Regions from separate parts of the Homo sapiens genome. Here regions 1, 2, 4, 5, 6 and 7 are each linked to region 3. Evidence: read pairs that join two places in POLR2A ChIA-PET (ENCODE). Cell type or tissue: OCI-LY7. All regions are shown on one strand. Region 1 has its middle 12 kb from the start of PRKAR1A. Region 2 has its middle 4.4 kb from the start of WIPI1. Region 3 overlaps LOC105371870 (a long non-coding RNA gene). Region 4 has its middle 8.6 kb from the start of LINC00674. Region 5 overlaps PRKAR1A (protein kinase cAMP-dependent type I regulatory subunit alpha). Region 6 overlaps ARSG (arylsulfatase G). Region 7 overlaps AMZ2 (archaelysin family metallopeptidase 2).

What was found. ChIA-PET counts read pairs that join two places held together with the same protein. Peaks named below come from ENCODE experiments on the same cell type or tissue, not always from the same donor. Only the 100,000 strongest peaks of a DNase experiment are listed, where the experiment ranks them.
Region 1: POLR2A ChIA-PET joins it to region 3 with 13 read pairs; 4 of 35 experiments call an interaction of 5 or more read pairs at or near these places.
Region 2: POLR2A ChIA-PET joins it to region 3 with 21 read pairs; 12 of 35 experiments call an interaction of 5 or more read pairs at or near these places.
Region 4: POLR2A ChIA-PET joins it to region 3 with 11 read pairs; 5 of 35 experiments call an interaction of 5 or more read pairs at or near these places.
Region 5: POLR2A ChIA-PET joins it to region 3 with 18 read pairs; 4 of 35 experiments call an interaction of 5 or more read pairs at or near these places.
Region 6: POLR2A ChIA-PET joins it to region 3 with 17 read pairs; 2 of 35 experiments call an interaction of 5 or more read pairs at or near these places.
Region 7: POLR2A ChIA-PET joins it to region 3 with 17 read pairs; 16 of 35 experiments call an interaction of 5 or more read pairs at or near these places.

Annotation. Positions count from the first base shown.
Region 1 is chr17:68,498,869-68,502,868 of GRCh38, reverse strand. It overlaps a transcript of PRKAR1A not described here. Among named protein-coding and RNA genes, the nearest start is that of PRKAR1A, 12 kb to the left of the region's middle. In OCI-LY7, no CTCF peak of the experiment used is centred here; a DNase peak (open chromatin) is centred at 1,668; H3K4me3 peaks cover 465 bases; H3K27ac peaks cover 1,594 bases.
Region 2 is chr17:68,459,927-68,463,926 of GRCh38, reverse strand. It overlaps a transcript of PRKAR1A not described here. Among named protein-coding and RNA genes, the nearest start is that of WIPI1, 4.4 kb to the right of the region's middle. In OCI-LY7, CTCF peaks have their summits at 559 and 759 (motif pointing right); DNase peaks (open chromatin) are centred at 786, 2,006, 2,466 and 2,996; H3K4me3 peaks cover 2,641 bases; H3K27ac peaks cover 3,233 bases.
Region 3 is chr17:68,180,575-68,184,574 of GRCh38, reverse strand. It overlaps LOC105371870 (a long non-coding RNA gene), which reads right to left. Exons shown (of 4, transcript XR_934937.4): 2 at 2,903-3,024; 3 at 2,229-2,279; 4 at 1-1,207. Among named protein-coding and RNA genes, the nearest start is that of AMZ2, 65 kb to the left of the region's middle. RefSeq lists enhancers at 1-215, 988-1,047, 1,068-1,137, 2,329-2,458. In OCI-LY7, CTCF peaks have their summits at 1,071, 2,429 and 2,642; DNase peaks (open chromatin) are centred at 1,124, 1,554, 2,434, 3,884 and 3 weaker places; H3K4me3 peaks cover 4,000 bases; H3K27ac peaks cover 3,933 bases.
Region 4 is chr17:68,090,914-68,094,913 of GRCh38, reverse strand. No RefSeq gene overlaps it. Among named protein-coding and RNA genes, the nearest start is that of LINC00674, 8.6 kb to the left of the region's middle. In OCI-LY7, no CTCF peak of the experiment used is centred here; no DNase peak of the experiment used is centred here.
Region 5 is chr17:68,526,537-68,530,536 of GRCh38, reverse strand. It overlaps PRKAR1A (protein kinase cAMP-dependent type I regulatory subunit alpha), which reads right to left. Exons shown (of 11, transcript NM_002734.5): 8 at 2,637-2,697; 9 at 1,546-1,667; 10 at 536-617; 11 at 1-260. The coding sequence ends at 88. Among named protein-coding and RNA genes, the nearest start is that of PRKAR1A, 16 kb to the right of the region's middle. RefSeq lists a silencer at 2,235-2,529. In OCI-LY7, no CTCF peak of the experiment used is centred here; no DNase peak of the experiment used is centred here.
Region 6 is chr17:68,397,507-68,401,506 of GRCh38, reverse strand. It overlaps ARSG (arylsulfatase G), which reads right to left. Exons shown (of 12, transcript NM_001267727.2): 11 at 57-147. Among named protein-coding and RNA genes, the nearest start is that of MIR635, 25 kb to the left of the region's middle. RefSeq lists an enhancer at 2,340-2,699. In OCI-LY7, CTCF peaks have their summits at 2,062 and 2,270 (motif pointing right); DNase peaks (open chromatin) are centred at 1,386, 2,316 and 2,706; H3K4me3 peaks cover 352 bases; H3K27ac peaks cover 1,169 bases.
Region 7 is chr17:68,256,764-68,260,763 of GRCh38, reverse strand. AMZ2 (archaelysin family metallopeptidase 2) reads right to left here. Exons shown (of 7, transcript NM_016627.5): 7 at 3,609-3,950. The coding sequence ends at 3,795. It also overlaps a transcript of ARSG not described here. Among named protein-coding and RNA genes, the nearest start is that of AMZ2, 11 kb to the right of the region's middle. In OCI-LY7, no CTCF peak of the experiment used is centred here; DNase peaks (open chromatin) are centred at 983, 1,534 and 2,623; H3K4me3 peaks cover 1,819 bases; H3K27ac peaks cover 4,000 bases.

The sequences.
Region 1 (4,000 bases), 320 kb before region 3:
AATCTGTTGCTAATATAGATGATGGATTTCCAATTTTTTCTTAGCTAAGAATTTACTCAACTTTAGCTCAGAACCAGATTCAAAATATCTTTTTTTTTTTTTTTTTTTTTTTTCCTGAGATGAAGTTTCGCTCTTGTTGCCCAGGCTGGAGTTCAATGGTGCAATCTCAGCTCACTGCAACCTCCACCTCCCAGGTTCAAGCGATTCTCCTGCCTCAGCCTCCTAAATAGCTGGGATTACAGACGCCCACCACCAACCTTGGCTAATTTTTGTATTTTTAGTAGAGACGGGGGTTTCACCATGTTGGTCAGTCTGGTCTTGAACTCCTGACCACAGGTGATCCACTTGCCTCAGCCTCCAAAAGTGCTGGGATTACAGGCGTGAGCCACTGTGCCTGGCCCCATTTTAGCCATTTTTTAATTGAGTTGTTTGTTCTCTTGTTGAGCTTAAGAGTTCTTTGTATATTTTGGATAAGGTCCATATAATTTTCATGTGTCACATTCTTTGACTTTTTTTTTCAATAATTTTAAAATGTAAAAAATTTCTTAGCATTTATGCTGCATGAAAACAGGTGATTCAACCCATGAGCCATAGCTTACCAACCCCTGCCTTAGAAGTTTAAATTGTCTTATAGCTGTGGGGATTTACTGAATGGCCTCATGCAGGGAAGAGATGTGACCAAGTGCACACTTTATCTTTTGGGTTCTAATGAAGCAAGGACATGAGTAGGGACTGCAAGGGCTCTCTGGAGTCTGGAGCCTGAACACTTCTCAGGAGTCTGTTGCAATGATCCAAGTAAGGGATGATGATAGCTAAAACTAAAAGATTTTGATGCAGGTGAATGAAGCTGGGCAGATTTGAGAGATATTAAGAAAATAAGAGCGAGAGAACCTAGGGATTGATGTGAAGGATAAGGAGGAGACAGGAAGGACTCAAAGATGATACCTAGATTTCTAACTCAGTGATTCTGCTGCTATTCACTGAATCAGAGAACACAGGAAGAAGCAGCAAGGGTTCCATTTTGGAATGTGTTCAGTTTGAAGGGCTGCTGGACATCCACAAAGAGCCGTCTAGTTGCTTCCTTGCTGGTCGGAAGTTTAAGAGAGCTGAGTTCTGGGCATGGTGGCTCATGCCTGTAATCCCAGCACTTTAGGAAGCTGAGGAGGGAGGATCACTTGAGGCCAGGAGTTTGAGACCAGCCTAGGCAAGATAGTGAGATGTCCCTCTCTACAAAAAAATTTAAAAATTAGCCAGGCATGGTTATGCACATGTGTAGTCCTAGCTACACAGGAAGCTGAGGTGGGAGGATGGCTTGAGCCCAGGAGTTCAAGGCTGCAGTGAGCCATGATTATACCACTGCACTCCAGCCTGGGCAATATAGCAAGACCGTGTCTCAAAAAGAGAGAGAGAGAATGCTGAGGGTTTTGAAATCATCAGCTTATTGATTATAACGCCATAGGAGTGAATGCAGCACCTCCTGGGACAGGCTATTGAGAGAGAAGTGGGAAGAAGAAAGGCAGCTGAATATAGAACCATGAGTAAGGCTAACAGTGAGAGGTTAAAGGGAGGAAGGGAGCCCAGAAGGAACATTTAGAAAGCAGGTGGCAAACCTGGAGAGGAAGGAGGTCACAGAAGCCAAGGGAAGCAAGTGTTCTGAGAAGCAGACAGATGCTGCAGAGAGTCAGAGTGAGAAATGAAGAGTCAGGGCAATTCACAGCTCAGGCAGGATACTGGAAACCAAGATGACACTTCTGATCCACCGTCAAGGAGGAGTATGCTCCGAGCTCTCTCCACATGGACTTATGTGCATTGACCAACCAGTAAGAGATGAGAGAATAAATAAACAGGAAGCTGTCATGCTGTTAAATGTTCCTTTGGAACTTGTATCAAAAGGCACAGGGAAAATATACAGAATGTGAAAACTGCGTTGTTTCCATTAACTGCTTTTCTACTCACATCTCAGGGAACAAATCCTCAATAGTGTCCTTACCTGAGCACTTTCACGGTGTGTATATTTGTCCATTTTCATGCTGCTGATAAAGTTATACCTGAGGCCGGGCGCCGTGGCTCATGCCTGTAATCTCAGCACTTTGGGAGGCCAAGGAGGGTGGATAAGCTGAGGTCAGGAGTTCAAGACCAGCCTAACCAACATGGTAAAACCCCATCTCTACTAAAAATAGAAAAAAAATTAGCCGGGCGTGGTGGTGGGCACCTGTAATCCCAGCTACTCAGGAGGCTGAGGCAGGAGAATCACTTGAACCCAGGTGGTGTACGTTGCAGTGAGCCAAAATCGCGCCATTGCACTCCAGCCTGGGCAACAAGAGCAAAATAACTCCATCTCAAAAAAAAAAAAAAAATACTCGAGACTGGGTGATTTACAAAGGAAGAGAAGTTTAATGGACTCACAGTTCCATGTGGCTGGGAGGCCTCACAATCATGGCGGAAGGCAAAAGGCATGTCTTACATGGAGGCAGACAAGAGAGAAAATGAGAACAAAGTGAAAGGGGTTTCCCCTTATAAAACCATCAGATCTCGTGAGACTTATTCACTACCTCAAGAATAGTATGGGGGAACCGCCCCCATGATTCAATTATCTCCCACCTGGTCCCTCCCACACACGTGGGAATTATGGGAGCTACAATTCAAGATGAGATTTGGGTGGGGACACAGCCAAACCATATCAGTGTGATTTTGAGAACTGTTTCCAATTGGTACAGCCCTCAAGCCTTGTTCTCAAACCTTCTCAGAAGTCTGTGAGTCATCCAGTATATAATCAATAAATTCTGATTCTACTTAGATCACCTAGGTTATGTTTCTTTGTTTGCAAATAAGAACTCTGGCTGATATATGTCCCATATCCTGTCCTGGGTATAAAAATCTCTAGGTTCCTGTTTGGATGATTAGGAAGTGACCTGTTAGTTAATGTATGGTCTTCATGTCATCCAAGAAGGGAAGGCCATGAAAGAGTGACTGTGGTCAGTTAGTCAAAAGTCGTAACTGCATGGCGAGCCTGGGCTGGCTGGCCATACTTTGACCAACGCTGATTCACCTACACCACTGGCTGGGGTGGCAGCCCACAGCAAAGAGCTGTGATCAGTGGCCACCACTTACAACTCATTACTCTATAGCACGGTGGCAATCTTAACTCTAGAGGACCAACACAAGCAATTCTCCTCTGTATACTGAAGAAAATTGTAGTAGAAATTCCAACACCTATTCTGAGAAACCCAACGTGCATTTTCCACCTTGAAATAAACATTTTACATGCAATGGTCTTAATAATGGTCATTAGTGAGCTGTAGTAAGCAACCCTGATGGATAGCCCATCTGGTCGGAAGCCTGGCTTGCTGTCCCAGCCCTGCCTGCTCCTAGATTTGGATTCTGGAATGCAAATCAGCACCCAATTTCTGAATATTTTCTCATCCCTTGTTGCTGAGTTTGTCTTGCTTACTTATATCCCTCCTCTCTCTCTCTCTCTCTCTCTCTCTCTCTCTCTCTCTTTTCCTCCCTTCTACTTCCATGACATCCCTGCTCTCTGATATAAGAAGAATGAGGAAGAATAGGTTAAGAGGGAGAAGGAACACTTTCCAGCAGAGGAAATGTGCAGAACACCCAAAGATGAGCAAATTCAGGCTGGAGGACATTTAGGAAACTACAAGTAATTCCACTGGATGTGAAGCCAGAAACTGTGTGAAGGGCATTGGCAAGAGGTGAGTCTGAAGAGCTCATGACAGTGACAATAACACATGGAGAGATCTTCTGTGCCTGGAACCGTTGTGAGGTTTCACATAGATTCCCACACCCTACCCTCACAGCACCTTTTGAGGTACGTACTATTGTTGTTCCTATTTTACAGATAAGGAAACTCCGGCATACAGAAGTTACACAACTTGCCCAAGTCATGTAGTGAGGAAGAGGCAGAGCTGGGGTGTGAACGAGGACCCTAAGCAAAGCTACTGAACTTGGACTTCCACCTGAGAGCTACAGAAGACCTTTAAAG
Region 2 (4,000 bases), 280 kb before region 3:
GACTTGAACGTGCTAAAGTGAATTGTGAATCTCCCAAGACACCTTCAATTTCTTTTCAACACAGCTGTCTGTGTCGAATTCCAGTGTAAGTCAGAACTTCCAGTGATTTCTCAGGTCACTCTGACCTCTTTGCCTGTAGTTCTCCCCACTCTTCTCCCCACTCCAGCGGCCCTGCCTCCTCGCTGCTCTTTGAGCTTTTTCCCATATGACTGCATAACCTGCTCCCTTTTCTTCCTGAGGTCTTGTTCAAATGGAAATTTTCAGTGGGGCCTTCCCTGCCCACCCTATGCAAAATTTCTCCTCCCTACACCCCACACTCCCAAACACACTTTCACTGCTATACATTTCTTAGCACTTATCACCATCTAAGATACTATACATCTCATTTTTCTTGTTAATGGTCTCTCTGCCCAGGTGGGCAGGGGTTTTTATTTATTTTGGACAGCGTCATATCCCTAGAACCTGGAGCCATGACCGGCACACAACAGGCACATGATAAAAATTGGTCAAATGAATGAATGGATGAATGAATGAATATACAAACTCCTTCCAAACTTCTCCTCCTTCAGAGGAAGTGGTGAGGGAGGCTTCTGTGTTTTCCATTTATAGACAGTAAAGAGGTTTTGGAAAAATACACAAGGGAGCCTCAGAGACTTTCTTTTGGGGCTTTAGGACTGGCTACCCATATCTTATCACTCAAGCCAGTTTTTCCTGAGGTGTCCCCCCAACCATCCTAGAACTAAATCATACAGACCACTAGATGGCACTGTTCACCAAGAATCTCGGGATTCTTAGCCACGCCCCTCTCACCCTAAGCCCAAAGCCTTTGAATCCACCTTCTTCCCAGGGGTGACTGATTCTAGAGAATGATTACCACTCCCTGCACCACCGCTAGACTAGAAAGAAACCTAAAGTCGTACAGCACGTTCCAACAAGCCATGCCCAGCCAGGAGCACAGGCTAACTCTCTGCTTGGGAGCAAAGGACGTTTTTGAATATTTCTAGATGTACCCTTGGTAAATGTAGGCAAAGTGCTGGTGCCCTTTGAAGAGCTGCAGGACTCCACACTCTCCCCCTTGTACTTGGCCCGTGGCCCTCTTGGCACAATTCTGCCTCTATCTCTTCACCCCTTGCTCCTCTGTCCCTTCATAGGATGAAGCACAGGTTAAGATGCCAATTCTATTTCCAGCCTTGAGCCAAAGCAGTCCAAGAGACAGCGTGACAGGCAACCTGGGCACCCAGTGGAAGGGACAGAATACAAACTACACCTGCATCAAAAACTGTCCTAGGGCCTTTGGCAACTTACTCGACAGTCTCCACTTTGGCATATGCAGCTGCCTGATGGGGATAAACATTCCTAGACCAGATAGATGTGGTTAGCGTCACATGAGAAGATCTATGACGCTCCAAACCAAGCTTTCTATAAAGCTTGGTCTTCTATTTTCAAGTATCGCCTATAATTATATTCTAAAATTTAAGGCAGGGTGATTGGCTGACCTGCTGAACCCGTCTCTGTGTTCTTGACCAGTGCGAAGATGCCTCGGTGAACAAAAACACCTTGATTGAACCTCTCTGCACTGGCATGGGTAACAGACTCTCAGCTCCAAGGACATTAGCAAAAGCACTTGTAGAAAGCAACTGTCTTCGTGATCATCAGCCAATCAGCAAGCATTTATTGAGAACCTGTAATTCACCTTGGTGTTTTAGGAAGGCTATTCTGGAGGCAAAAATAAGACAGGTGAGGGGAGAGAATGAAGATTAAGACATCAATTCACTCTTTCATGAAATAACATTTTTCCTGACTCTTGGGAAGGAATATATAAGTCAAGGAATATTAGAAGTGTTGTTAGTTTTTGCTCCCTGTCTCTCCCCTTTTAATCAATAAATCCAGAAATAATGGTTCCATTTGGGGGACAAGGGCACATGATAGGGCCTCTTCATTCACTGCAGCCATGCTATCTCACACACACTGTCTATAATTAGAAACAGAAAACCCAGTTGCACCTGCTGCTCGGCCAGACTTCTGGCTGGGGCTTCCTGCTTGCCAATCAGTTCGATCATCTCCTTTCCCAGAAATCACCCCACAGCCCAACCCCTCCTCTTCTACCCTGGCACCATAGGGCTGACTCCTTGAGCTTCCTCCACGTACTGACACATCGCCCTTCCCTCCCTCTCCCTCTTGGCTCCATTGTCCCAGGGCCCTTCCTCCTTTACCCTTTCTCAAAGGGCTACCATACACTGGTCCATTAGAGTTCAACTCGTTCTCAGTTCATGTTCTGAGTGTTGCCCCATAGCAGAAAAGAGAAAGGAGATTATTTCCTGTAACTTGATTTTATAAAAATAGAATGGACTTTATAAAAAGAAGAATAGGACAGGAGTGGTGTTTGTTCACCTAGTAGTTACTTTAATTGTAGATGGTTGGGTGCCATGAATGACCATATGGGGTGACAGGAGTGTTGCATCAGACAGGATGTCTCATTTCCACCTTCCCCTGTGAATGCCCTGTGCATGCCCTAATCAGCATTTTAAAATTACAACCTGATTGTTATACAAATAAGAAGTCTCTCCATTAGATGAACTGTGGCCTGCAATTTTGTATTACCAAACATGTTTTTAATTCCCAGAGCCCAGCTTTATTTTCCCAGATTTTGCTGACTGGTAAGTAACTTACTAGTTACTTACGAGTAAGTTTTCCTAGAAATAATGGAGTTTTTTGTTTGTTTGTTTGTTTTGTTTTTCAGGGAAAAGATAGACATTTAGGAATTTCAGTTGAAAGAAAGAGAAAGGCCAAAATCTTATTCCCACTGGAACAAAGCATTGTCCCCTGCCCCACCTACCCCATTATCTTTTGCTGATGTTATTTAGTAGTGAAATTGCTGTTGCAAGAACTTGTAAGACTTAGGTTGCCCATAAGCCCAACATTCAAATCAAGAGTGTCCTCTCCCACAGAACCCAGAACTAGAATGTTAAAAAAGAAAAACCAGCCTGACATTAAATGGATTCAGCACCTCTTAAGTTATTTATAACCTTGCCCTTGGCTTTTTATATGAATGGACTTCTGGGAAATTTTTTGAGGGTGGAGCTCTTCAAAGTGGCTGCTTACACCTCTAACAGAAATCACAAACCAGCCCTCCACAAACCACATCCAGCTAGCTGATGTATTTAGTTTAGCTTATGAGGTACTTTTTGAAAATAAGAATTAGTTTTCATCATTTTTTAAATTTACCTACAAATACAGGTTTTTAATAAAATAGGCACAGATTTATATAAAAATACAGACTTACATATTGTCTTGGGAAAAATGAAATCAGATGAGGCAGCCCTGAGATGTTATTTCCACATGGCTGGTGCCATAATGGACCATTAGCCTGGAAAGAAACATATAAGGGGGACCATTCACAGGAAAGGCTGAGGCTGGGAAGGTGACCATTTTTCTCCCGTGGCCATAGCTCTAGATCCAAACCTTGATTCCAGTAAGCATGCAGTTCTGCTGCTGATTTAAAGTGTCTGAAATGAAATACAACTTCCTGAATACCTGACTGAAGATCTAGTTTCTAAAAGCAACCCAATGGGCTTCCCCTTCCCAACCATGAAATCAGCTTTGACTCTTCCCTCTTCTTCCCTGCCCCTCCCCCTTCCCCATCAGTTGCCATGCCTGTCATTTAGTCCCTCAAGACTCTACTGAGAATAAAGTAGCCACCAGCTACATGAACACTTAAAATGTGGCTCATGTGAACTGAGATATGGTGTAAGTGAAAAATACACACCGGATATTCAATATTTAGTTCTAAAAAAAAATTAAAATCTGAGGCCAGGCGTGGTGGCTCACGCCTGTAATCCCAGCACTTTGGGAGGCTGAGGCAGGTGGATCATGAGGTCAGGAGTGTGAGACCAGCCTGACCAACATGGTGAAATCCCGTCTGTATTAAAAATACAAAAATTAGCTGGGCATGGTGGCGGGGGCCTGAAGTCCCAGCTGCTTGGGAGGCTGAGGCAGGAGA
Region 3 (4,000 bases):
CTCATTGTTCGTCGTTGCTGTTCTGGCTGACCCACTGGTGCTGAGGCCCGGCTGGCACTGGCAGGATGTCAGCCCAGGAGTGGGGCTTCTTTGTCGGTCTCCTCCATTCCCGCAGGATAGGAACAGTCGCTGGGGAGCACAAAGCCCCTGCCCACCTGCAGTGCTTGGCAGTGTTCAGCGCACATTCCTGTGTGTTATTTCATCGGAGCCTCACCCAAGGCCTGGGGGCCAAGTCACGGGAAGAGCCGAGTTGGGATTGGAGAACAGCAGCTTGACCCAGGTCACCAGGAGTTTGCCACTGGGCTGTCCCTAGGCTGGGGGGCTGGTACCTCAGGGGCCTAAGCTATGGGAAAAGAAGGGGTTGTACATTGCTGGGGGAGGTGAGAGATGCTGGTGGAGCTAGGAGACAGGAGGTCAGAGATCTCCCCAGCCCCCGAATACACAGGCAGGCTTCCTGAGGGCCTGTTTTGTCCCCCAACCCTCAAGGGGACAACAGGGCCACACCAGGCACTCACACAGCAGCTGACAGCAGCTCACATTTACTGAGGATGTGCCACCTGCCAGGCCCTGTGCCAGGAGCTCTCCTGGAATACCTCTTTTCATCTAAATTCAAAATAATACCATGAGAAAGAAGCTCCAGTCCTGGGCTGACATCCCGCTGAGTGCCAGGCCTCAGCACTGAAGCCACAGCAGCAGCAAGCAAAACGGCCCCAAACCTGTTAGTTGCTTTCAATTTTCCCATTTTACAGATGAGGAAACTGAGTCACAGAGAGGGATAAGTTTCACCAGGTCATATAGGTAGGAAGTGGTGGAGGCAGGATTCAATTCCGTTCTGACTCCGAAGCCAGACTTTTTTTTCCCTACACAATTTATTAGAATTTGAAAAGGTTGCTGGATACAGTCAAATAAATCAATTTCATTTCTATATATCATCAAAGTATTATTTTAAAAGATAATCATTTATAATAGCATCAAAGACAAAGCCACCAGAAATATAACAAAATATGTTGACAGGACTAGTTCAGATGTTAAAGATCTAAGCCGCGCGAAAACCAGACTTCTAACCACTAAGCACCTGTCAGCTGTGGAGACAACAGCTCCTCCATCCTTACGATGCAGCGAGGCCACTGCAGGTGGGGAGGGGTCTTCTGGTTAGTGCAGCAGCCTGGTGTTCAGAGATGACACCTCAGCTCAGACCTGGAAGGTTCTGCAGGCAGGTTGTATAAGCCACGTTAGCTGCTCTAAAGCCTCCATTTCCTCATCTAGAAAATGGGGACAGGGAGGCCCTCCCTAACGGGTTGTTCTGAGGATGAAGGGAGGATGTGGTCAAGTTCCTGGCCCAATGTTTTGCAAATAGTAGGTGCTCGATTATTGGCACTGGTATTAGGATCAGGGCCAAGAGTAGAACCTTCAACTCCCTGTCAGCTGGGAGAGACTGAGATGGATCACTTATCTGCACATGGAACCCGGCGTTGCTGCTGGTGTGAGCCAAGGGGGCTCAGGGAAGCCTGTTGTTGAGCTGTGTCTGATCTGTGGCTTCCTGTGCCTGGGGCCTGACTCAGCACATTACCTGGTTCCTGAGTCACGGCACAGAGGGGAGTGCTGGGATTACAGGTGTGAGCCACCGTGCCTGGCCACAAACTGCTTTTAAAAGGTTCAGGCCCTTTGCTCCAGCAATTCCACTTCCAAGAATTTATCCTATTGCAATGATTTTCAAACTGTGTTCCCAGTGGAATCCTGGGGTTCCATAGAGTTGCTTTGCTAGTTCTGCAAAACTTTGATTTGAATGTCACTGGTGCCGAGTCTGATTTAAAACTGCAGGCATCTGGCCAGGCACGGTGGCTCATGCCAGTAATCCCAGCACTTTGGGAGGCCGAGGTGGGCGGATCACAAGGTCAGGAGATCGAAACCATCCTGGCTAACACGGTGAAACCCCGTATCTACTAAAAGTACAAAAAATTAGTCAGGCGTGGTGGCGGGCGCCTGTAGTCCCAGCTACTCAGGAGGCTGAGGCAGGAGAATGGCGGGAACCCGGGAGGCAGAGCTTGCAGCGAGCTGAGATCGCGCCACTGCACTCCAGCCTGGGCGACAGAGCGAGACTCCACCTCAAAAAAAAAAAAAAAAAAAAAAAAAAAAAAAGGCAATCATCTGCAACCCCTAACTGGCCTTCTAAATACTGCACATTTGAATTTATAAAATATATTTATGCTAACAGAATGACTTCTTACCTGTTACTTATATGAATCTTACTAAGTTTCATTCAAAGAAGGGTCCTACTTCTAAAAAGAAACAGTATAAAATCATTGTCACAAGAAAATGATCATTTCATACTAGGAAAGTTTGGCTTCAAAAAGATGTACCACACAATGTTTATAGAGTTGGTTCAGTGAACCATGCCATGGCTCACAGGCCAGATCTGGCCACCACCTGTTTTTCTAAATAAAGTCTGATTGAAACACAGCCATGTGCATTCATATATGCATTGTCTGTGGCTGGTTTTTTGCCGTAATGGCAGAGCTCAGTAGTTCTAAGAGAGAACTTGTGATCTGCAAAGGCCAGAACAAATACCACCTAGCTCTTTACAGAAAAAGCATGCTAATTGCTGGTTTATGATGATATAAAAATTGGAACCAACCTAAATGTCCAAGAAAAGGGGATTGATCAAATTACAGCGCACCCCCTTCAGCAAATGGAATGCAAAGCCCTTGTTGAAAAATGCTGGCCGGGCACGGTGGCTCATGCCTGTAATCCCAGCACTTTGGGAGGCTGAGGCAGGTGGATTACCTGAGGTCAGGAGTTTTGAGACCAGCTTGGCCAACATGGCAAAACCCCGACTTTACTAAAAAAAAAAAAAAAAAAAAAAAAAAAAATGCAAAAATTAGCCGTGTGTAGTCGTACACACCTGCAATCCCAGCTACTCAGGAGGCTGAGGCAGGAGAATAACTTGAACCTGGGAGATGGAGGTTGTAGTGAGCCAAGACTGCACCACTGTTCTCCAGCCTGGTAAACAGAGCACTCCTCCACCTAAAAAAAAAAAAAAAAAAAAGTTGCAGTTTAGCAGCTCTTAGGTTTGGCTGCATATTTAAACTACTTGGGGAGTTTTTTTTTTTTTTTTTAATTCCAAACCTCAGGCCACCTCAGATGAATTAAATTTGACTGTAGGTGTGGAACCCAGGCATTGACATTTTTAAAGCTTCCCCAGGGATTCTAATGCAGTGCCACTGTTGTAGAATATTTAATGAGGCCAGATACAGTGGCTCATGCCTCTTATCCCACCACTTTCGGAAGCTGAGGTGGCAGAAGCACCTGTAGTTAGGAGTTTGGGATGAGCCTGGCCAATGTTGTAAAACCCTTGTCTCTAATAAAAATACAAAACTTACCCCGGCGTGGTGGTGGACACCTGTAATCCCAGCTACTTGGAAGGCTGAGGCAGGAAAATCGCTTGAACCCAGTGTGTCTAAAATCGGTGGGTTCTTGGGCTGACTTCAAGAATGAAGCCGCAGACCCTCGCAGGTGGTGTCACAGTTCTTAAAGGGGGCCTGTCCAGAGTTTCTTCTTTCTGATGTTCTGAAGTTCGGATGTACTTGCACTTTTTTCCTTGCGCTGGGTTCATGGTCTCGCTGGCTCAGGAGTGAAACTGCAGACCTTCATGGTGGGTGTTACAGCTCTTAAGACAGTGCCTGTGGAACTGTTAGTTTCTCTTGGTGGTTTTGTGGTTTTGCCAGCTTCAACAGCAAAACCTTAAACCTTCACAGTGAATGTCACAGCTCATAAATGCAGTGAAAATCCAAAGTGATTAGCAGCAAAACTTACTGTAAAAACGGGGGGAAAAACCTTCCCATTATTTGGAAGAGAATCAGAGCGGGTTGTTACGGGTGGCTCCAGCAGCCTGCTTTTATTCTTATCTGGCCCCACCCACATCCTGCTGATTGGTCCATTTTACAGAGAGCCGATTGGTCTATTTTACAGAGAGCTGATTGGTCCGTTTTGACAGGGCACT
Region 4 (4,000 bases), 90 kb after region 3:
CTTGGCAACACTGCCCCACTGGTGGCTGCAGAAGAAGGTGCCTAATGGCTCCCTGAATACCGCAGGAGGCTAGGGAGCTGGGAGGGTGTCTTAACCTGTCCACCCACCACCTCCTTTAGCAAAGTGCTGGGGATGCGAGGCACTTTAGATTTCTCGGCTGGCTCTCCCATTCATCTGCAGCCCTGTGAGAAAGGTCGGGTGGAGGTTTGCTCAGCCACTGGTTTACTGACCTTCACTCCCCAACTTGATTGAAAGCTGAGGATGCCTCACGGGAAACAGGCATGAGCCACCGCGCCTGGCCTGTTTTGTTTTGTTTTGAGACAGAGTCTTACTCTGTCGCCCAGGCTGGAGAGCAGTGGCATGATCTCCGCTCACTGCAACCTCTGCCTCTTGGGTTCAAGCGATTCTCATACCTCAGCCTCCTGAGTAGCTGGGATTACAGATTATAATCTTACAATTACTTACAAGATTCTATAATTACTTACAAGATTATAATCTTACAATTACTTACAAGATTCTATAATTACCTGCAAGATCATCATCTTACAATTACTTACAAGATTCTATAATTACTTACAAGATTATAATCTTGTAAGTAAAGAAATTCTGATACTGAGGGGAAACCCCCTACCCCTATAAAGATATCACAAGTCATTCTGGAGAAGATCTTTAAAGATAGCACCTTGTAGCCGGGCACGGTGGCTCACGCCTGTAATCCCAGCACTTTGGGAGGCCAAGGCAGGCGGATCACCAGGTCAGGAGATCGAGACCATCCTGGCTAACATGGTGAAACCCCGTCTCTACTAAAAATACAAAAAATCAGCCGGGCGTGGTGGCATGTGCCTGTAGTTCCAGCTACTCGGGAGGCTGAGGCAGAAGAATCGCTTGAACCCAGGAGGTGGAGGTTGCAGTGAGCCGAGATTGTGCCACTGCACTCCAGCCTGGGTGACAAAGTGAGACTCTGTCTCAAAAAAAAAAGAAAAAAAAATAGCACCTTGAAAATTAAGAACATTCCATTCATTTCAAGTTTGATAGGGTTTGGTACAAATATCTACTTTACCAGGATAGTAGAAAATATGGCACTGGCTGGACACAGTGGCTCACACCTGTAATCTCAGCACTTTGGGAGGCCGAGGCAGGCAGATCACGAGGTCAGGAGTTCGAGACCAGCCTGGCCAAGAAGGTGAAACCCTGACTGTAAAAATACAAAAATTAGCCGGGTGTGGTAGCATGGGCCTGTAATCCTAGCTACTCGGGAGGCTGAGGCAGAGAACTGCTTGAACCTGGGAGGTGGAGGTTGCAGTGAGCCAAGATCACAGCCACTGCACTCCAGCCTGAGCAACAAAGCGAGACTCCGTCTCAAAAAAAAAAAAACAAAAAACAAAATAAAAAAAACCATTGTGGTCTAATCCATATGTCTTTTTTCTGAATTCATTTGAACTCATTCGCTGCTATCACTGACAGTTTAAAGGCTGGGCGTGGTGGCTCACGCCTGTAATCCCAGCACTTTGGGAGGCCAAGGCAACATGGCAAAATCCCGTCACTACAAAAAATACAAAAAATTCAAAAAATTAGCCGAGTGTGGGCCAGGCAAGGTGGCTCACACCTGTAATCCCAGTACTTTGGGAGGCCAAGGCGGGCGGATCATGAGGTCAAGAGATGGAGACCATCGTGGCCAACATGGTGAAACCCCATATCTAATAAAAATAAAAAAATTAGCTGGATGTGGTAGCAGGTGCCTGTAGTCCCAGCTACTTGGGAGGCTGAGGCAGGATAATCGCTTGAACCCAGGAGGCAGAGGTTGCAGTGAGCTGAAATCACGCCACTGTACTCCAGCCTGGCGACAGAGCGAGACTCTGTCTCAAAATGAAACAAAACAAAAAATTAGCTGAGTGTGGTGGTGCACACCTGTGGTCCCAGCTACTCCAGGAGGCGGAGGTAGGAGATCACTGGAGCTCAGCAATGGAGGCTTCAGTAAGCTGAGATCACACCACCAAGAGTAAGACCCTGTCTCAAAAAATCAAAACAAAATTTAAAAAGCACACAGTTTAAATATTGTATGTAGGCATTGAAAACATTTTGGAGTTAATTTCTTTCTTTTTTTTTTTTTTCTTGAGATGGGGTCTTGCTCGGTTGCCCAGGCTGGAGTGCAGTGGCATGATCTCGGCTCACTGTAAGATCTGCTTCCCAGGTTCAAGTGATTCTCCTGCCTCAGCCTCCTGAGTAGCTGGGATTACAGGCACACACCACCACGCCAGGCTAATTTTTGTATTTTTAGTAGAGATGGGGTTTCACTATGTTGGCCAGGCTGGTCTCACTCTCTTGACCTCAGGTGATCCACCCACCTTGGCCTCCTAAAGTGCTAGGATTACAGGCATGAGCCACCGTGACTGGCCTTTGGAGTTAATTTCTAAGAAAAGGAAGTGGGCACAAGTAAGATGTATTTCATCTTAAGAACTCATTCAGAAATTTACAGTTTTTTTTTTTTTTTTTTTTAAGATGGAGTCTCACTCACTCTTGCCCAGGCTGGAGTACACAGGCGCCCTCTCGGCTCACTGCAAGCTCCGCCTCCTGGGTTCTCACCATTCTCCTGCCTCAGCCTCCCGAGTAGCTGGGACTACAGGCGCCCGCCTCCACACCTGGCTAATTTTTTGTATTTTTAATAGAGACAGGGTTTCACCATGTTAGCCAGGATGGTCTTGAACTCCTGACCTTGTGATCTGCCCACCTCGGCCTCCCAAAGTGCTGGGATTACAGGCGTGAGCCACCACGCCCGGCCAATTTACAGCCTTTTTTTAAAAAAATAGAGAGTGGGGTCTTTCTCTATTGCCAAGGCTGGGGTGCAATTGCATAATCATAGCTCACTGCAGCCTCGATCTCCTGGGTTCAAACCATCCTCCCTGCCTCAGGCTTCCTAGTAGCTAGGATTACAGGTGCATGCCACCACACTAATTTATTTATGTATTTATTTTTAGAGGGGAAGACAGCGGGGAATCTAGCTGTGTTACCCAGGCTGGTCTCTAATTCCTAGCCTCAAACGATTGTCCTTCCTCAGCCTCCCGAGTAGCTGTTATCAGCATGAGCCATTGCCCCTGGCTGAAATTTATAGTCTTTATGTATGAATTCATAAACATCATGAAGCTTTGCCCATAGCATTTCTGAAAGTGGAACTTGGCTCATGTGAATTCTCATAACAAAAGAGCAATTGCCAAAACAAGCAACTTTCTCTAAATAGAGGCGAAATAATAGTCTTACAGAGTAAATCTTCACAATGTAAAAACATAGAGTCAGTTCACTAAATATTCTCTAAAACATGCTTCCAACATGCTGTTAAGTGGAAAAAACCTTTATGATATAGTATTACTGTATAAATTCACCTCTTAACAGAAAAATATACCATATAGGCAGATTTAAAGTTTTATTTTTTTTTTTTTTGGAGACAGAGTCTCACTCTGTCACCTAGGCTGGAGTCCAGTGGTGTGATCTTGGCTCACTGCAACCTCTGTCTCCCAGGTTCAAGCAATTCTTCTGCCTCAGCCTCTCCCGAGTAGCTGGGAATACAGGCACCCACGCCACGCCCAACAAATTTATGTATTTTTAGTAGAGACAGGGTTTCACCATATTGGTCAGGCTGGTATCGAGCTCCTGACCTCAGGTGATCCACCTGCCTCAGCCTCCCAAAGTGCTGGGATTACAGGCGTGAGCCACTGCGCCTGGCCGATTTAAACATCTTAAAGGAAACACATGCAAGTGTAACTAGGGTTGTTTCTAGATAATGGGACCATGGGGATTTCTATTTCTTCTTTGACATATTTGTATTTTCCACTTTTTTCTATAATGAACATCTATCGTTAAAACAGTTAAGATACTGAGTATTAGTAAGATAAAATATGCAAATATAAAAGAAATATACCAAATGTCAACAGTGGTTGTCACTAGATGATGGCATCATCTGAGATTTTTATTTTCAACTTTTTTTTTTTTTAAGACGGAATCTTGT
Region 5 (4,000 bases), 350 kb before region 3:
GGCGCTGCAAGTAGGGAAAATAAAGCAGTTTGCATGAGTGAAGCATGGATTGGGGAGAGGAGAAAAGGGAGGCACAGGAGGCAGATTTCAGACAGACAGTGACACAAAACTGTTGTACTGCTGGATGTTTCGTTTGAGGATGTCTGAGCATGGGCCAAGAACACGTTCAAATCTAGGTCGGTCCAGCTTAACGCACTTCAAGGGGCCACGAGCAACAACTGTGGCAGCACGAGGACGATTCATCAGTAGTGCAATTTCACCTGGAGAAAGCAAAGATGGGTAACAGGCTAACTTCTATGAAAAACATTTCCTTAAAGCAGTGCACTTCTGAGAAAGAAGACAATAGATATGAGACAATCAGTAATTTCATTAAATGAGTAAAGATCAAAATCTCACACCTTCCCTCTCAGAGCCAAAAAAGACTGCAGTTAGAAAATAAAATTCAGGAGAAGACAAAATTATGGAAGACTACAATATCTCACTGAGAGGTGACTTAAAGAAACCATGTATTTATTGTGAGGGAATTCATACATACCAAAATAATCAGAAGGCCCCAATCTTCCCACTTCAACAAACTCTTCATTTTCTGACCGACGTTGTAGCACAGCAGCTGACCCCTATAATAAAATCACCAAAAAGCTAAACAAACACACACTCTCAAACCCAGGGTGGCACCTTAAACATCCTATGCAATTTTAACTACCTTGCAAATGTGTGCATATGATAAAAAATGACTTTAAAGTTAGTCACCACATGAGCTTCAATTTCTATTTTACCAGCATCTCCTGCTAGCGAGGTTCTTCGTATCAAGCTAAGGTGCTTAAAGGGTGCACACTTGGGTTAGCAAACTGTAGATGAAGGGCTAAATCCAAGCTCACTGTCTCTTTCGCAAATCAAACTTTACTGAAATACCACATACATTCATTTACATATTATTTGTGGCTGCTTTTGCACTATGACAAGAGTTGAGACTTTGCGAATGAAACCCTATGGTCCACAAAGCTTAACTTACTTACCACCTGGCCCTTTACAGTCTCCTGACCCCTGATTTAAATAAAATCAATTAGCAACTATGGAGCCACATTCATAGAAATCTGCCACTTGGATCCGCTTAGCAAGAGTATCTGCTATACATTTCCATGGAATGTGGAGATATACAAACACAGTAATTTTTCAAATTTAAATAATTACCTTTAATCCTTATTTGCCAAATAGCCCAAACACTTGCATTTTAACAAGAATAGTGCAGAATCATCACAGTTTGTTATGTTAAATGGTTTTTAGAATTTGGCTTTTCATGTCTAGGGCCCTTCAAGAATTCTGACTCAAACTCATTTAAAAATATAGTGACCTGGCAGAAAACCAAACAACAGCATTTCAAAGTAAAAGATAATTTTAAAATAAAATGGTCAGGTATTCTTAAAAACTAAAGCTATAGTTCAGAATTAGCCCACTCTTTCCCTCTTAGAGCGTACAACTTTTTAAAGTATTAAATTCTGAGTTCTTTACCTCTAAAATTCAAGTATTAAATTCTGAGTTCTTTACCTCTAAAATAATGAAGAACTCATCCCCTGGTTCTCCCTGCACCACAATCTTCTGCCCATCTTCAAACTGCACTGGTTCCAATGCATCAGCTACCGTAAGACGTTCCCACTTGTCCAGAGACTCTGAAAGACAAGAATCAAAATAACTGCTCTGTATTATTTGGTGCTGTTATAAAGGTAAAAAGAAAGTATAAAGAGATTCAACCAAATAGCCATGCCCATTCAACATTCTAGTAGTGTCTCAGATTAAAAGTGGTACCTGTCTTCAATTACCTCTAGTCTGAGCAGGATTCTCATACTGCCTGCAGATAGCCCTTAGATCCTTACTTCGGTAGCCCAGTGGCTAGGTTAATTTATACCAACTGTACCAAATGGCAAGGGAATAAGAAAATGTAATCCTTAAGTATTCCTGAAGATTGCCATCAATGCAAATCAAACCTACAACTACAATACTCAAAAGTCATAGTTTCCCCATCCATATCGTTCCAAAGTTTCATAGAAATAATTTAATCTATTTAAATTCTTGGTTTACTTTATGAAAAAGAACTAGAAAATAACTTTTATTCCCAAAGGCCAAACTACTATCCAAAACACAAAGCATATGTAACCAATTCAAAGAAAAGACAAAGAAGAGGTGAAAAATTCACTGTAATAAACAATGGCAGAAGCCTGTTACCTTATAAAAATCCCCATTCCCCTTTCATGAAGAACAAGTTCTAACATCTCCAAGTCCACATAACAAAATGCACAAAAGAATATCTTCAATTAATCTGCTTTACTCTAAATTTCAACAAACTTCTGGCATGTTTTCAGAGGATGCCAGCAAATGATACCTAATCTTTCCACAGAGGAAATGTATTGTTGGAAGTACTCACTTTTCTGAACCAATCAACTCAATGATGGAACAAGAGAGACGGGAAGTCACAGAGGAAATAACTGTGAATGTCCACAGTCAGAAGGACTTTCAGCCCTTCTGTCTTTTCAGGGGGAATGAGTAGCAATTATACTTTCAGAAGGCTTTTCCCAAGTCCATCCAATTCTAATTCAGGGGTATCTCACATACTAGCAAAGTTAACACACTTTACAACTCACCTAAAATAGAGACTTTACTAAGGAATTCCTCATACATCTTCCGCTTTCTCAGTGTGCTTCCCTAAAAATAAAAATAACAAAAGTGATATCCCCAAGACGTGTAATTATCACCACATAATGCTATGGAATAATAAATATTAAGTTTCAAATAAATTTTAAAACCAGAAAGTCAAAGCTTGTTGCTTTTAATGAGGAAAGTTTAATTTTAACTAATTCATTTTTATTTTACAGGTAATGAATGATATGACATTCTTGTGATTTTTATTTTCCGCCAATATTATGCCCAATTCCTAGCATTTGCAACCAGTATGTTGACATATTTCACAAAGCATTTCCCAACTTCCAAATACAGTCGAAATACCGGTTTATACCTGAGCCTATCACTCAAGATATTTTTCCACACACTTTAAACCAATGTCCAATTTCCATGTTTACTCTCAAACTGATTTTGTGCCACTGCCAACCCAATTTATCTCTGAAAATATTTTCTCACAAAAGTAATCTAGGTCATTTACAACCCAATAATCCTAGTGTTCTTCCTGTTCAACGCTGGTATTTAAATGCAGATTCCTCCATTAGTTCTGGCTTCTCACCTATACAATTGACATGTCTTTATTCTATAAAAAAAGGACCATATCCTCCCCTACCCAGCTATATAGATATTTCACCCCATATCTACAGTTCCTAATTCCTGTCCACAAAGCCAAAGCATTGTGAGGCCCTAATTTCCTTTCAGGCCCACTATGAGAAAGTAAAATATTTTATTTCAAACCAATAGTTCCAGGTCCTACCTCTTCCTTCTTTGACAATGAGATAAAGCTGTAAACATTCTATGTTTCCTTTTACTAATAGTATTCCTGTAGAGGAAATGCAGAACTAACTGTATGGTCAGTTTCTTCTCCAGTAGACTGTCACATCACTTCAAAACCAATCTTTCTAAAATTTAGACTTATCTTTGCCATAAGCGTTTTTTTGTGTGTGTGGGTTTAAGGTTCAGGGGTACATGTGCAGGTTATATAGGTAAACTGGGTGTCACAGGGGTTTGGTGTTCAGGTAATTTTGTTGCCCAGGTAATAAGTAAAGTACACCACAGGTATTTTTCCTGATCCTCTCCCTCTTCCCACCCTCCACCCTCAAGTAGGCCCCAGTGTTTGTTGTTCCCCTTCTAGTATCCACGTGTTCTCATTGCTTAGCTCCCAACTGTAAGTGAGAACATGTGGTTTGGTTTTCTGTTCCTGTGTTATTTTGCTTAGAAAAATGGCCTCCAGCTCTATCTATGTTGCTGCGAAGGACAAGACTATCTATCTAATCTAATCTATCTATATATCCCAAATGCAGAAAAATTTCAAAGTACATCAGGCTGT
Region 6 (4,000 bases), 220 kb before region 3:
GGGGTCCCCGTGCAGCTGTGACTGTGGGAGGCAGGGCTAAGTGGCCCCTCACTCACCGGTAATGTAGAAGGCCTTGTAACGCTCCAGGCGGACAGTCTGCAGGGCTCCAAACTCTCCAGCTGCCCCGCTGTTGGGGTGGAACAGCACCTGAGAAAGGGTGGCAGAGCTTACTAATAGAAAAATTGGCAGAACTCGGTGACTCATGCCTGTAATCCCAATACCTTGGGAGGTCGAGGCAGGAGGATCACTTGAGCCCAGGAGTTTGAAACCAGCCTGGGCAACACAGCAAGACCCCTCCCTACAAAAAAATACAAAAGTTAACCAGGCATGGTGGTGCACACCTGTGGTCCTAGCTACTTGGAAGCTGAGGTGAGAGGATTGTTTGAGCCTGGGAGGTCAACGCTGCAGTGAGCTATGATCATACCACTGCACTCCAGCCTGGGTGATAGAGCAAGATCCTGTCTCGAAACAGCAAAAGAAAATAAAACATGCTAGATGATGCTAGATGCTCCCTGGAACATATTACTGTCTTTTTCAGGGTCTGGTCTCCCTATCCCTGTGCCCAAACACACACTGACAGATACAAGCCTGGAGTCCACACCAGTCAACTCCAGGGAGCCTGTGAAGTTGTTATTTTGCTGGTTAATTGATGGGAGTGGGTTACAACTCTGGAAGAGTAGGCAAAAGGTCTCACTAGGTAGGTCAGATTTCTAGGCCTGAAACCTGCTATGTAATTTGCAAAGTCCACAACAAAATGCAAATCAGGGATACCTTGTTCACAAACTTAAAATTTCATGATGACCACGGCAGAGCTTTAAACCAAGCACAGGGTCCCTCCAAGTGCAGGGCTCTGTGTGTGGGGGGCACCGGTCACAGGCCCACAAGGCCACCCTGCCTGAGTTCCAACCCCTCAGGGTCAGGATGGGCCCTGGGGACTTACTTGTTTTACAAGTATTTCCAAGGGTTCTGATGCAGGTGACCCTCAGCTGTCTTTGAAGAAAGGCTTCTTCAGCATCAAGTCAATGTTCCAACTCTCCCTTGAGCAAGGATGGTACAAAAGAAGGCATCCTTGATTTCCGCAGAATCGGGCACAGCCCAGACTCTGGTCACAGACGCCCACAGCTATGACTCAATCCGACTATATTTGGACTGAGGAAATCTTTCCTCATCAGGTCACAAATAAAAGAATTACCGTACAGAATGGAAACACCTAAATCAGGGTTCTCGAGGGAAGGATGTGAAAGAAAACAAAAGGCCAGTGTCCTTGGTAGGTTGGTGGGTCTGGGCTAAAAGCATGAGACTGCCTTGGTATGAATCACAACCGTATATAGGGCTGGAAAGGCACTTACATGATTCAAAGTTTCCACACGAGACTTAAGAAAAAAATGAGAAACATCTGTTGGAGCAGTAAACAGCTGTCCCCCGGAGTTTCACAGCTCTGAGAGGATGCCGCCAAGGTGGGGCTCCTCCCCACACCTGCGGCTTCCAGGTTCTCGTGACAATCCCTGCACAAACCCAGGGCGCGCATGATGATAGCAGGTTCCTTCCAAACAGGAAAAGAAGTCGTAACTGAAAACCCTCACTTCTTCCATCCCTGCAGAAAGCCAAGCCTCTTCACCACAGGAGACTGTTTTGTTTCCTTCTTGAGACAGCAGGAAGTGGGAGACTTGGAAAATCTATTGTCAACTGATATACGATGCACGCGGACATGCAGAAGATGGGAGTGAAGTTGCTGCTTCAGATCAGTCACAGTACTTGCGTCTCAGTCACAGAAATTCCATGAGGGTGGGCTGCTATATTCCCACTATTTATGTGGCGTTACCAGAGGCAACTTCCAAAATCCACGAGGAAGCAAAACTGTGGGATGGCTCATTCTCAGAAACATAGATGGACTTTGGAGAACTTGTCTATGCATTTTTTTTGTTTGTTTGAGAAGACCCATTATGGCTTTCTTGTTTATATCAATATAGGAAGGAAGCTGTCAAAAGTACACATGAATCACAGCTCTCCAGATGCCTGGTTCAAATTTCAAAGATGACTTTATCTTCTGCAAACTTGTTTTGCCTTCCTGGTGGCCTTTCTTGCTCTATTTTATCTTGTTTTGTTTTTTAAGCACGAGAGCATTCCTTTACCTTAAGTCCCACAGGGTGCTGATATAGCATCCCCTGAAGGTGGGCTTCTTCTCCATTCAGGTGGGGATGCACAGCTACAGCCTCCAAAGGGGGTGGATGGGGGTGGTCAGTTTGCCAGCCACGCCAGATGACATCTCTCGCCACTAGGGGCCTCCCTAAGAGAAGTGATCAGCGTTCTTTCTGGACATTAAAACTCAGCTTGTTTCCTCGATGTATGGCCTCCAGGGGCGTGTCAAGCATTTGATGACCCACAGCAGCCCCAGACTGTGTGAGGCTGGGCAGATGCAGAGCTGTTAGGGGAAACGTTCCTTCGTTGACAATTTCTGGACCTGATCATGACAACCTGGGGCTAAGACACGACCTGACCAGTGATGATGTTACCACCTTCAGCTTCCATCTGGGAGCCAGGAAAGCACAAAGTGGGACCTTTGGTTCTAGGCTGTGCAGCCCTCCCCTTCCCAGCCCTCATCTCTCTCCTGGTGCCCCTCACTGCCTAGACACAGACCCATCAAGATCAGAAGCAGGAGGTTGAGCTGATGCAAGAATATGCAGCATGGTGTCAGCTGATGTGGTTTCGAACATCACAGAGACAACGTCCCTAGAGGTTGCTGGAGTGGGTTGTGAGAAGACCATCCAGTGTGGAACTGGAGCTCATTGTGCACATGACACCTCTCAACTCTCTTGCTCCTCTCCTTAACTCTTGGTTACTTGGTTTGCAATAGGGAAGGACTGGATTGCTGAGAAGCATTGGCATATTGTTCCCAGTTGAATATCCAGGAGTTACTTTGAGCTTCTAGAACTGAAAGTGTTTCTAAACCAACTCATATTGGAATCCTTGTAAGCCCAGGATGTATCTGAGGGTGAACACAAATTGTGCTTATTTTAAAATACATATGTACACATGTATGCATATGTTACAGACATATGCATCTGTGTACACATATGTATGTGTATATTGATATATGCATATATATACACGTATGTATACATGTGCATACACCTGCATATAAATATGTGTGTATATCTCTATTTATGTGCCTGGACATATGCATATGTATACATGTATGTGTGTGCATGCATGTGTATACATATATGTGCATAGACATGCATAGGCATACATATGTACACATGTATAGTGTATAAACATAAGCATGCATATGTATGTTTATATAGACACATGCATATGCGAACATGTGTATGCATGTGTGGTATAAGCATGCATATGCATACATATGTATGCATGTATGTATACAGATGTGGATATGCATACATGAATATACATACATGGTACATAAACATGCATATGCAGCCCAGGCACAGTGGCTCACGCCTGTAATCCCAGCACTTTGGGAGACCGAGGCAGGCAGATCTCCTGAGGTCAGGAGTTTGACACCAGCCTGGCCAACACAGTGAAACCCTGTCTCTACTAAAAATACAAAAATTATCTAGGCGTGGTGGTGAACGCCTGTAATACCAGCTACTTGGGAGGCTGAGGCAGGAGAATCGCTTGAACCCAGGAGGTGGAGGTTGCAGTGAGCCAAGATTGTGCCGCTGCACTCCAGCCTGGGCGACAGAGTGAGACTCCTCTCAAAAAATAAAATAAAATTAAATTAAATTAAAACAAAACATGCATATGCATACACGTCTAGAATATGCATGCACACGTATAACACACATGTATAGACGTATGCACACATATGCATACATGTAAGTATGTATAGAATATTGTGTGTGTGTGTATATATATATAATTCCTCATATTCTTACCTTCAAGCCTCCCCCATAGCTATTCCAAATTTGAGACAATTTACTCTTATTTCCTTAGGTCTATGACTTTGCTTTGATAGAGAGGACTGACTAGAGAAGAC
Region 7 (4,000 bases), 76 kb before region 3:
CCCAGCACTTTGGGAGGCCAAGGCAGGCAGATTGCTTGAGCTCAGGAATCCAGACCAGCCTGGACAATGTGGAAAAAACCCCATCTCTAAAAAATAAAAATAAAAAAAATACACGGGGCATGGTGGTGCACACCTGTAATACCAGCTACTTGGGAGGCTGAGGTGGGAGGACCACTTGACCACGGGAGGTGGAGGCTCCAGTGAGCCGTGATCATGCCACTGCACTCCAGCCTGGGCAACAGAGCAAGACCCTATTTCAAAAATAAATAAATATTGCACCTCTCTTTTTTTGGTACTAAGGCAGAAGTATATAGACTGATTTCTCCAACTTTGAGCAACCCCAGATGACTCTACTTGAACAGAAAAGAAATTGACAGTTTAATCGTGTATAATCCCTTGTAAACAACCCGGGGGAAAAATGGTTAGGTTCTGGTTGGTGATATTTTACTTCAATGAGGTCATGCAGCACAGTGAAAACAACGAATAACTCAACATTAGGGAGACTTGGGATCTGATCCCATTTTTGCCATTGGTTAAACAACAAGCAAGTTTACTCGGCTGCTGCAGGCTTGTGTCCTCATGCATGAAATGGACTAAATAATCTCCACATTATTAATGCTTTACGACTCTGCTTTCCAAAAATGGAAATGCATTTGAAGACAATACCAGGCCCTTGAAAATGAAGACGGGAGGGTAAAAAACAAGCTGCAACAGAGAACAGTATCAAGCTTTTAAAGAAACAAGTTAACACCGAAGCCAGAGGCCTTTAATGTAGACATTAAACGGTGTCTACATACACCCTTTCAGCTTGAATGTCAACACCGGCTGTACTGACAGAAGATTTACATGACCTTTTCCTGAAATAAGCCTTCCTCTCCTAGTAACTCAATACCACGGGTACATTTTTCCAGGTACACTAGAGTTGGGTACTGGTCTAGAGCTGCACTGTCCAATACAATAGACACAAGCCACATGGGGCTGTTGAGCACTTGAAAATGTGGCCAGTTGGAAGTAAGATGTACTGCAAGTGTAACAAACACACGGGAATTTGAAGATGGTACAAAAAAAGGACATAAAACATTCAGCATTGATATTGATTGAAATAATATTTTGGATGCATTGGATTAAACAGAATATACTATTAAAATTAACTCCACCTGCTTCTTTATGCATTTGCTAATACGACTACTAGAAACATCAAGCTTACATATGTGGCTTGTATTATATTTTTGTTGGACGGTGCCACTCTAGATATCAGAATCTACAAAGTGACTGAGATTCAAACTCTTCAATGAAGCACTTTTTAAATGCTCTACTTGAGAATTAATTCCACTCACTGCTCTGCTGCCGTCGCGGTCCTGACTTTCCAAGGCTGTGCCCAGAGCGCGGCACACGTGGCTCTCACACAGGCAGGCCTGCACGGCACGCAGCAGTGGAGGAGGTTACCCTGGGTCGCTGACGCCAGGGGAAGCCAAGCGACCGATCCCACACTTCTGAGCCCCGCCGGGGAAGTCCCCGGGCGCGGAAACAGGTGGTGCGCCGGCGGTTCGCAGCTGCTGGGCCCGCCGGCCTGGGCGCAGCCGGGGACAGCGACGCGTTTCCTGCCCGGGAAGGGCCCGAGCGCAGGGCCGGCTATAGCGGTCCCGCAGCTGCCTGCTTCGATTTTAGCACTGCTGCTCCCAAGAGGGAGCAACGCGGCCCTCTGTCCCTCGTAGGGCTTGAAATGTAAATTATTCATATCAGGGGAATGTGTGCTTCAAAAAGCAAGCTGGACAAGAACCGACGGGTAATCCTCGACAAATTCTTCTACTTAACCCTCACCATTAGAAGTCTGAGGCCTGAAAAATCTCTTGACCGGAGAGATACTAACTCCACAGGTGCCCAGGATCAGGATCTATGACATAAATGAAAAACATTCCAAATTCACTGATTTTTAAGAGTATTTAGATAGTAGAAAATTATTAATTCTCTTTATTAGCTCAATACTTTGTTCAGCCAGCATTTGCAGAGCAAAATCTGCGTGGATTTATTTAGTGAAAATTATCTTTTAAAACCACAAAGATTTAACCATAGTACATAAAATTTAGTTGCAGTAAGCAAATTATATTTTTAAGCTGAACCCTAAGAAATTATCCAAAAATATATAGTTATACACAGCACTTATGATTGCTGAACAAATGAATCATATAAAATTTATGTTTAGTTCAATTTTTAGCAAGAGTGAATGACTTCTTAGATGATTTTTCTCCTAGTCTCATAGTGCAGTGTAGACACAAATGGACCTTATTTATTCAACTAGGCAAATCTTAGTTCAAAAGAGTTTGTGACAAAGGCTGACCTACAGGACTAAAACCGTGCTTGCCTTGTAGGAAAATAAAAAAAAATGTAATCGAATGGACAATAATTTTTTAAATACATTATTCAAGGAGGAATAAGCCCTGTAACAGAATCCATAAAACACCATGCTCCATCAGTCTCTTTTTCCTAATAGAATGACCAAGTATTCTCTCCAATTAATTTTAATAGCAAACCACCATTTTCTAAAATGACTTAAATGGGTTCAATCAAGTAGAATGACTCCAAGGGAAACCACTGACTCAGATATGAAATGTGCCTTACATCATACTCCATACATCAAAGACTATACTTTCAGGGATCATTTCTATACTTTGTTACATCATACTGCATACATCAAACAATGAAGAATCCAGGTTTCAAATTACAAATACATATATACCTTTAAGTCTTACCCTCAAGGTAAGATAGGAAAGTGGGAAATGCTGTCTGCTCACTGATATTCCATAAAATATTCACTGTAATTTCTGGATTTCCAAGATACATCTATCTAGCAGAGGTGGTTTGTCAAGTCTGAGCTTTTCCACCTGTCCACCCCCGTAGCAATGGGGCTGATGTTCACACCCTGCAGACCATCATCAGCATTCATGGCACCCCGACAGATAACCCCATTAAACTCTCTCCCTGACTCAGGTAAACACTTCACAATGTAATGTGAGGAGGACATTATTACTGAAATAAACCTGAAAGCCGCTCTAAATCTATAGAAAAAGTGCAACACTCACAAATATAAATACCATTACACACTATTTGTAAGATCCCTCATAAATGACTATGTTATAGCTGAGACCTGCAGCGGAACTCCCACCACCAAATGTTGTGGTAGTGTAAGGACCATTGTTATTTTCACTTGCAAATATTCCTGATAGGTCATATTTTAAGCTGCTAAAAACTGATACAAGCTGTTCATTCTTTCAGGGATAAGGTGACAACCAGCAAGAGAAAAAAACAAGGTAATGCACTTGAGACAGTAAGGTAGGCTCTCGGAAAAGGAGGGCTGTGGTGATCAGAGCCCACGGACGTCCAAAAATGTGACTTGGCTGGGCCTAAAAGAGGGGAGCGGCTCTTCTAAAAACAAAATCACCCCCTGGAAATTATGTTGGTTGGTTCCTTGGGGCATTGAACGGTTCTTTTTCAAGTTATTTACTTGCTCGTTACCGCCAGTCCCAGCTTTCTTGGGAGACCTAAACATATTTGGGGAATGGAAATAATGTGCTTGCTGCCACAGACCAGGCCAGTAAGATGAGAAGATAAAGAGTTTCTAGAGTTTTTATTATTCAAAATGAGTTTCATTTCAATTCAGGTACTTGAAAGAAGGTTCTAGTCTGTTACTTTGACACAGCACAAGATCAGTAGTTTATTCCAATGAAGTATTCCACCCAAATGAAAGCATAACATGCAAGTAGTTATTTATTTCAATCACTCCTATTTGAAGGTCCTCATTTTTGGAGAACAGCCAGGCATTTTATTATCCACTCTTTCCATTCCTTAAAGGCTTCCACGGGTTTCGGTAAATTCCCATTATCCTCGTGACTGTGTTCTGGAGTTGCTCCAGGTGTGTCAGAAGATTCATCATCAATCCACCTCACCAGTGCCTGGAAAAACATGAAAGATGCGCACTTCAACAAACCACAGCAAAATACCA